2 separate regions of the Homo sapiens genome follow, and region 2 is linked to region 1. A link is a contact called in ENCODE Hi-C or POLR2A ChIA-PET data. All regions are on one chromosome and are shown on one strand. Each heading gives the region's core, a stretch centred on a gene start or an enhancer-like site at or near the end of the contact. The rest is flanking DNA. Distances are from core to core; before and after follow the strand shown. Region 1 holds the start of PAX2 (paired box 2). Region 2 overlaps PDZD7 (PDZ domain containing 7).

Region 1 (3,504 bases), core at 663-3,162:
TTTAAAAAAAAAAGCCTGCAAAAAAAATCTCAGAATAGTTTTTCAAGCTAAAGACATGGCATAAATTCAAATTTTATTAAAATAATTCCCTCTTTTCTCTATTTTTTTCTCCCTTCTCCCTTTTCTTCTGTAACATCATGTCAACTTTCTTTCTTTAATTTCCTTTCCCGTGTTTGGATTTCTCTTTTCCTTTCTCCTCAGCTTTGGCATTTGCTTTCCTTTTGTTCTTTCCCCCTCATTTTTTGCTCTTTGCTGACCCCCTGGCCAGGTTGCTGGCTGCGTGATCCTCAATGGGGAGTCGGCAGTCTAGGCAAGGAGCCTCCAGAGCTGAGAGCAGAGCTGCACTCTGCCGGGGGCCCACCTGGAAGGCTGCGCTGCTGGCTCTCTCCCTGACTTCGATTTCTTCTCGGAGCCCCTCTTTGTTTTTAGAGCATCCCCCAGGCAGAGGCAGGGAAAGATGACCATCGTGTCTTGACAACCTGGGATTCCCAATGTGAAGGGAAGGGAAGGCAAGGGAAGGGGGGTGGGAAAGAAAGGAAGAGGAAGAAAATATTTCAAACCAACCCACAAGAAGCCTATGCTGGGCTGGAAGGGCCTGGAGATGCTGAGAGATGAGGGTCAGAAGGGGGCACCCCACCCCCACACTCTTCTGCCCAATTGTCCTGACACTGAGGCTGAATACTCTTGGAGTCTCCTGGACCCCACGACTCTTAAGTTTGAGAAAGATAAAGATGTGGGGAGACAGGAGAGGGAGGCAAACAGAGGAAGAGAGAAAGAGAGAAAAGACAGAGAAAACAACAAAACAACACCCTGAAAACTGCCTGCTAATTTGCCCCCCAGCCCAGGGCAAGAGGCTGACTAGGGAGAGGGTGGCTGGAACCAGGGCTCCGAGGCCGTGGATCCCATGACCTAAGAAGGAGCGGATAGAAAGAGCAAAGGCAGGTGATAGGGATCAGGGAAGGTAGGAAGGCAGGCAGACAGAGAGGTAAGAATGGGTGACAGAAGGCAGGAGAGAAACTGGAGGCATTAGAAACACCGGGCGAGGGAGAGAAAGAACGAAAAGAGGGACCAGAAGCCAGGGAGGCCTCCAAGATGGGACCTGAGCGCGAGGGGCCGGGGCCACGCTGGGACTGGACAGGGTTGGGACGGAGAGCCCCGAGCCGGGACAGGAGCCGGGCGCCGGTACTCACGGTGCATCGCGGAGAAGGGGTCTGCTTTGCAGTGCATATCCATGGGGAGGCAGAGGAGCGGGAGCAGCGCGGCCGCCGCCGCCGTGTCGCCTCTCAAACTCAACTTCAGGACTTGAGGAGAAAAGGGAGGGACGGTGGGGGAGGGAGGATGAGTGAACGCCCGGCTGCTGCGGGGCGCGCGGGGGCGGGGGGCGCAGCACTGCGCTCCCCGCTGGGGCTCCTCCGGGTTGGCCGGAGCTTGCAACTGCAGTAGCCGCAACTTGCCACTGTCGGGGCTCGGGGCTGGGCGGTCAGCAGAATGGCCCCGGGGCGGTGGGCCGGGCCGGGGTGCACTGGGGGCGCATGGCTCGCGCTGCAGCTGCAGCCAGGGCTGAAGCTGGGCGGGGGAGGCGACTCGCTCAGCTCCCCTGGAACCTGGTCATCCGAGAGGCGGTGGTCGGAGAGCGCGCGGGGCGGGGGCGGTCAGAGGGCGCCGGGAGGGGAGCCGGGCCTCTCCAAGTGCTGGCGAGTTGGCGAAGTTGGCAGAGAAGTAGCAATCCCGGGGATGTCCGAGGTGGCGCCTGCGGGAGGGGAGCGCGCGGGCCAGGCCCCCGCCCCCGGAAAAGGCAGGCGCACGCCGCCGCGGCCGAAGGGCCGGGAGGGAGGGAGGGAGCCGAGCGGCGCTGGCAGCTCTGGGCTGGCCCCAGGTGGGTTGCGGCTGCGAGAAGACTCGGCCGGAGACTGGAGCCTCGGCTCCCGGTGTGTGTCTCTCTAAAAGCTGCAAAGCCCCCTCCAGACCTCCTCCCCCTCCCCGCGCCGGGAGATGGATGACTTGTCAGACAAAGGCAATAGATTCCACCACTCTGTGATTCGCCAGCGCTGGAGCCCCGAGCTTCGGCGAGGAGGGCCCCGAGCCTGTCACTCCGGTGCCGGCTAGGGGAGGGCAGGGGAGGGAGAAATGGGAGGGAGGGAGGGAGGGAGCAGCCGGCGAAGGAAGAGGGAGGGAGGGGAGCGGACCGGGGGAGGGGGAATGGGAGCCCGGGATTAAAACTACACTGAGAAACGAAACTCGCCGATAAGATAAACGCTAGATAAGGATAAAGAGCGGTCAGTCTAATGAATATTCAGGTAACGACAGAGGGCCTCGGAGCGCGCTGCGCTGTGAAGCCGGGCTCTCAGTTCTAACTCGCCCAGCCCTGCCATCCACTGGCCAGTGCCCGCCTGGGCCGCGCGGCCCCGGGCCCAGTGCGCATCCCTAGCCCCAACCCCACCACCCTCGGCTCTGAGTTCCCTTCCGTTCCTTCCCGGCTCTTCCTTCCTCTCTTTCTGGTCCTTCCCTTTGGCCTTTCCCTCCGGAGGTACCTTCCCACCCACGCACCCCCCACTTCTCATTCCACGGAAAAGTGTCCAGCAGTTTGTCTTGTCCCCTCCCGTTCCACGCGACTGTGCGCAGGGCCTCCCCAGTCCCCTTGCCCACCGGGTCTGGGCAGTCCAGAACGCTTGGTTCAGAATCGAGCTGAAGACCTCCGGCGAGTACCCACCTGCCTCGGTGGGACCCAGCGGATGGCGGGAGAGCCGGGGGACTTGGTTTCTGAACCCTCGGGTGACTGGGAAGGGGGTACAGGGGAGGGAAACAGTGCGGAGCTGCAGGTCGCTGGCGGCAGAGGATGTGGGAGACGAGGCTGGCTCTCCCCGGCTGGGGAGAAGAGGAGGCTGCGGACGCGGCTGAGCGCCGCCCGCTGCTAGCTCGGTGGATCCGGGGCGAGCGCAGGAGGCGCAACCACGGGGACGTCCCCACTCCTGCCGGAGCCTCCGCAGCTCTCTCTGGCACTAGCTCCCTTGCTCGCTGGGGTCCGCTCGCACGCACCAGGCAGAAGAAGCCCTTTGTCTCCTAACTGGTTAAGTACAGAATATCCGGGAGATCTTCATGAAATATTTTCCCTCGTCTCATAAATCATCTTGGCACTTCAGCTGATGTTTTAACTCTCTCTCCCTCCTTCGCTCCCTCCCCCCGCTTCCCTGGGTCTGCGAAAGGGCGGCTCGGCGAAGCTTGCGCAGCGCTCTTGCAGCCCGAATCCGAGATTCCTCCAGCCCCCGTCTGCAGCTCCGGGCGCCCCGCGGAAGCGCGGCGGACTCGCGCTCCCCTCCCTCTGGCCGGAGCCTGGGCGGCAGATACCATGGGGAGAGATGCACCTGCCTGACTCAGCCTAACTACTACTACTGGGCGTCTTGTACCCGGGTTTTTGGGATGCCCTTATTCCTCAGGAGGAGCTCAGGCCAGGCTCAGCGGGACGAGGTTCTGAGCCTCTCACTCCTGTGGGGCCTGGGTCCGCTG
Region 2 (3,504 bases), core at 1,005-3,504, 270 kb before region 1:
GGCCCAGCCCTGCTGAGGGAAGCCCCTCTCCCCTCCCCTGATGGTTCCTGCCCTGCAGACCAGGAGAGGGGCCGGGCCCTGCTGTCTGCCAGGTCTGGGAGTCCCTCCAGCCAGCTGCCTAATGTGGATGAGCAGGTTCAGGCCTGGGAGAGCCGGCGGCCCCTCATTCAGGACCTGGCCCAGAGGCTGCTGACTGATGACGAGGTGCTGGCTGTCACCCGCCACTGCTCCCGGGTAAGCCTTCATCCCATCCGCAGCCCTGGCACACGGTCCTTCAGTCACCCAGCCCATCATTCATTCAGGCCACTGTCCACTGACCAGTGTCTGGGCTTGACACCAGGAGGCTAGTGGTCAGTAAAATCAGAAGTCACTCCTGTCACACACACACACACACACACACACACATCTGCCAGCTCACAGGAAGAAGAGCTAGAAAATCACTAGAACCTAAACGCCCATGGTGATGAGTCACATGAAGAGCTGAAGAAAAAGAACATGAGACGGTAACCCAGGAGACACACATTAGATGGTGTGGGCTGGGAGGCCCTCCTAGAGGAGGTGATATTTAAGCTGAGAAGAGAAGGAGCGGACAGGTGCCACGTGGGGAAAGTGAGTCCCTGCAGTCGCCTGCCTCTGCCCTCTGCAAGCCTCCATCCTTCACTGCATGCCACCCTCTGCTCCTAGGTCAGCCAGTAAGCCTGGCTTCATGCCAGGTCCTCTCCCCTGTTGCCCAAGTAAGTAATCCTTTGCCTCCCCCAACACCTAAACTGTCGTTCTCTGTTCTCTTCCACTTCAAAAAGAACCAGAGCGCCCCAGGGTGGAGAGAGAGTCAGATTTGAAGGAGTCTCTGGGGCCCACCTGTTGGGGAGGCTGTGGGGCACAGGTCACTCACTCCAGGACTGGCAGGTCCTCTCCTGTCCCTGTCTCAGGAAGGCCTGTGTGTGTACACTGGGCTCTTTGTGAGGAGTCTGCACACTGTGTGTGAGGGCGAGCTGGGGGGTCTTGAAAAATTGTTTGTGGATTCCCTCACCCTTCATCTTACTCAAAGTGGGGCTGTGTTGTATGTCTGTGTGGTGTGTGCACTGGCGTGTCTGTGGGGTACCTGGTTTGTACTGATATGACTGCATGATTGTGTGTGTGTGTGTGCATGTGAGCAAGCACGTGTCTGGCTAGCGTGTGTGTGTGTGTGTGTGTGTGTCCATGCATTGTCACCTGGAGACTGAGACATGGTCATTTATGCATCCTGTTATCAAGGCCCGGTTTGCAGCAGAGCTGCAGATAGGGGTGTGTGCTGGGGGAAGCTAAGGGGCTTTGGGCTAAACTCAGAAAGTGTCACCCTTAGCTCCCAGCGCTAAGTAGGGCAGCGTGTACCAGCCTCCAGTGGGCCGGCAATGCAGGCTTTGGCCACGAGGTGGGGCTCTGGGTCTGTCTCTTTGGAGGCTCCTTTTCCCTCATCCCTCCCTTCTCCTCTGCCCAAACCTCCCACTTGTGCCCCCATACCACCTGCCGAGCTCAACCACCACCCAAACCTGACCCAAGCCCCCCACACCAAGAGATCAGACCCTCTGCGATGGAGCCCTGGCTGGAGTGATGAGTAAAGTTCTCCTAGTGACTGGGGCATGTAGCCCTGAACTCCAGGCTTCCCTTCTCTCCCCATGTGAGCCATCTCTCTACAGCTGCCAGACCAGGAATCAGAAACCCCTGTCTGGTTGGCCAGGCACGGTGGCTCACGCCTGTAATCCCAGCACTTTGGGTGGCCGAGGTGAGCGGATCACCTGTAGTCAGGAGTTCGAGACCAGCCTGTCCAACATGGTGAAACCCCATCTCTACTAAAAATACAAAAAAAAAAAAAAATAGCTGGGCATGGTGGTGGGCGCCTGTAATCCCAGCTACTCGGTAGGCTGAGGCAGGAGAATCGCTTGAACCCTGGAGGTGGAGGTTGCAGTGAGCCAAGATCGTGCCATTGCACTCCAACCTGAGAACAAGAGCGAAAATCCATCTCAAAAAAAAAAAAAAAAGAAAGAAAAGAAACCCCTGTCTGATCGCTGTACACTCCCCAGGCCACCTGGTGACCCATTGTCTTTGGCAGAGGTGACCCATTGTCTTTGGCTCTCACATTCGAGGTCCTCCCAGATTCAACTCCCTAACCCACCAACCTCCACTTTCCCACGGCCGCCGCATAGGTTTATACAGGTTACAACCTGCACAACCTCAGAGACGCTACTCATATAGTCACAGCCTGTGCAGCAGCCCTGCAGGGAGGCTCTTCATGGACCCCATGGCCACGTTTAAACCACTATCTACTCGTTTTTCCACACCACCTTTGCAACACTTTCTTCCCAACTTTTGTGCTGTTCCCTACGTCTATCTTCTAAGAGTCAGTCAAAATACCACCACCTCCATGAAGCCCACTGGGATCTTCCCACCTTCCTCTGAGACTCCCTGTGCCCCATTGCCCATGGTTTGTAGTTCACCAGGGTATGTGACTCATCTTCCCCTCGCTCCCACTAGACCCAGTTCCTGAAGATCTGAGACAGGATCATTGTGCCCCTGCTGGCCAGTACAGGGCCTGGCACTTAGTAGGTACCGAATCCAAGTCCATGGACTTAAAGCGTGTGCACATATGAGGCTGGTTCTGCACCACATGTGTCTCTCCAGACAAAAGGGAATGTATTATTGATATGTGTATGTGTGAGTCGCTGTAACTGTGTGTGGTTTGGGGCCACACACATCATTTGTATTGTATTTATTTCCAGATATTTATGAATGACTCACTCTGACCACCAAGGCATGCTCTGTCTCTGTGCCTGTGCCCATAGAAAGTGTTCTATGCGTGCGTGTCCCTGACTCAGTCTCCCTCTTGCCACGAGGGGGCGATGTGCTGTCCAAATGGGATGGCTCCCAGTGTTCAGGTCTTCAGAGTCAGTGGGGTGTGGCTGGTGGCATCCGGGCAGTGCCAGGCAGAAGGGGCTCCACCCCGCCCCCCTCCAAGGGAACTGATTGGAGAGGCCCTTCCCCAAGGCTCCTATTCTAGCCCCGAACAAAGCCTAATTTGTAGGTCTGTGTGCAGACATATGCTGGGACAGCCAGGCACACAGCCTAGAGTTTGGCTCAAATTCCTTCCTTCTGCCTGGGATGTGGGGGTGGGGAGGAGAGTCCACTCCCTGCACATCCTTTTCCGGCACCAGAGCAGGCAAGAGTTAGACTTCCCGGGTTCCAGTCCCTCTTCACACTTCCTTATCTGTGTGGCTTTGAGTGAAGTCCTTCTCTCTGAGCCTGTTTCCGCATCTGTAAAACGGGAATAATTAATGCCATTTCTCAGGGTGGTTGCTGAGAGACAGTATGTAAAAGGCTTAGAAAAGTGTCTGTCCCAAAGCTGTTATCGATGCTGTTGCCATTTATTGCAGGTCTGTTATTACTGCAGGCTTCCACCCTGTCACCAAGATCAGACCACCCTGTGGCAGCTGGGGGTGGAGTGAACCTTTCCCAAGGCACGCAGGGCTG

Evidence for each region. A loop is a pair of places that touch in the nucleus more often than their neighbours do. ChIA-PET counts read pairs that join two places held with the same protein, here RNA polymerase II (POLR2A). Pooled maps may share reads with other maps.
Region 2: a loop to region 1 is called in a map of HCT116, with 3 times the contacts of the local background. The contact joins the enhancer-like site here to the promoter of PAX2 in region 1. A Hi-C loop is called at or near these places in 2 of 168 maps with a recorded cell type or tissue (HCT116 and naive thymus-derived CD4-positive, alpha-beta T cell), 7 of 37 single-sample maps with no recorded cell type and 13 of 50 pooled maps. POLR2A ChIA-PET finds 5 or more read pairs at or near these places in 2 of 52 experiments (Caco-2 and GM12878).

Annotation. Positions count from the first base shown.
Region 1 is chr10:100,743,990-100,747,493 of GRCh38, reverse strand. PAX2 (paired box 2) reads right to left here and starts at 1,912. Exons shown (of 10, transcript NM_000278.5): 1 at 1,191-1,912. The coding sequence starts at 1,233. RefSeq lists enhancers at 1,180-1,721, 2,821-2,870.
Region 2 is chr10:101,012,366-101,015,869 of GRCh38, reverse strand. PDZD7 (PDZ domain containing 7) reads left to right here. Exons shown (of 17, transcript NM_001195263.2): 11 at 59-234. Among named protein-coding and RNA genes, the nearest start is that of LZTS2, 14 kb to the right of the region's middle. RefSeq lists enhancers at 1,579-1,628, 2,597-2,726. Within about 2 kb of position 2,254, at least 22 of the 41 ENCODE cell types and tissues checked have a DNase peak (open chromatin) inside an H3K27ac peak, as active enhancers do; they include HCT116, where a contact is called at or near this core.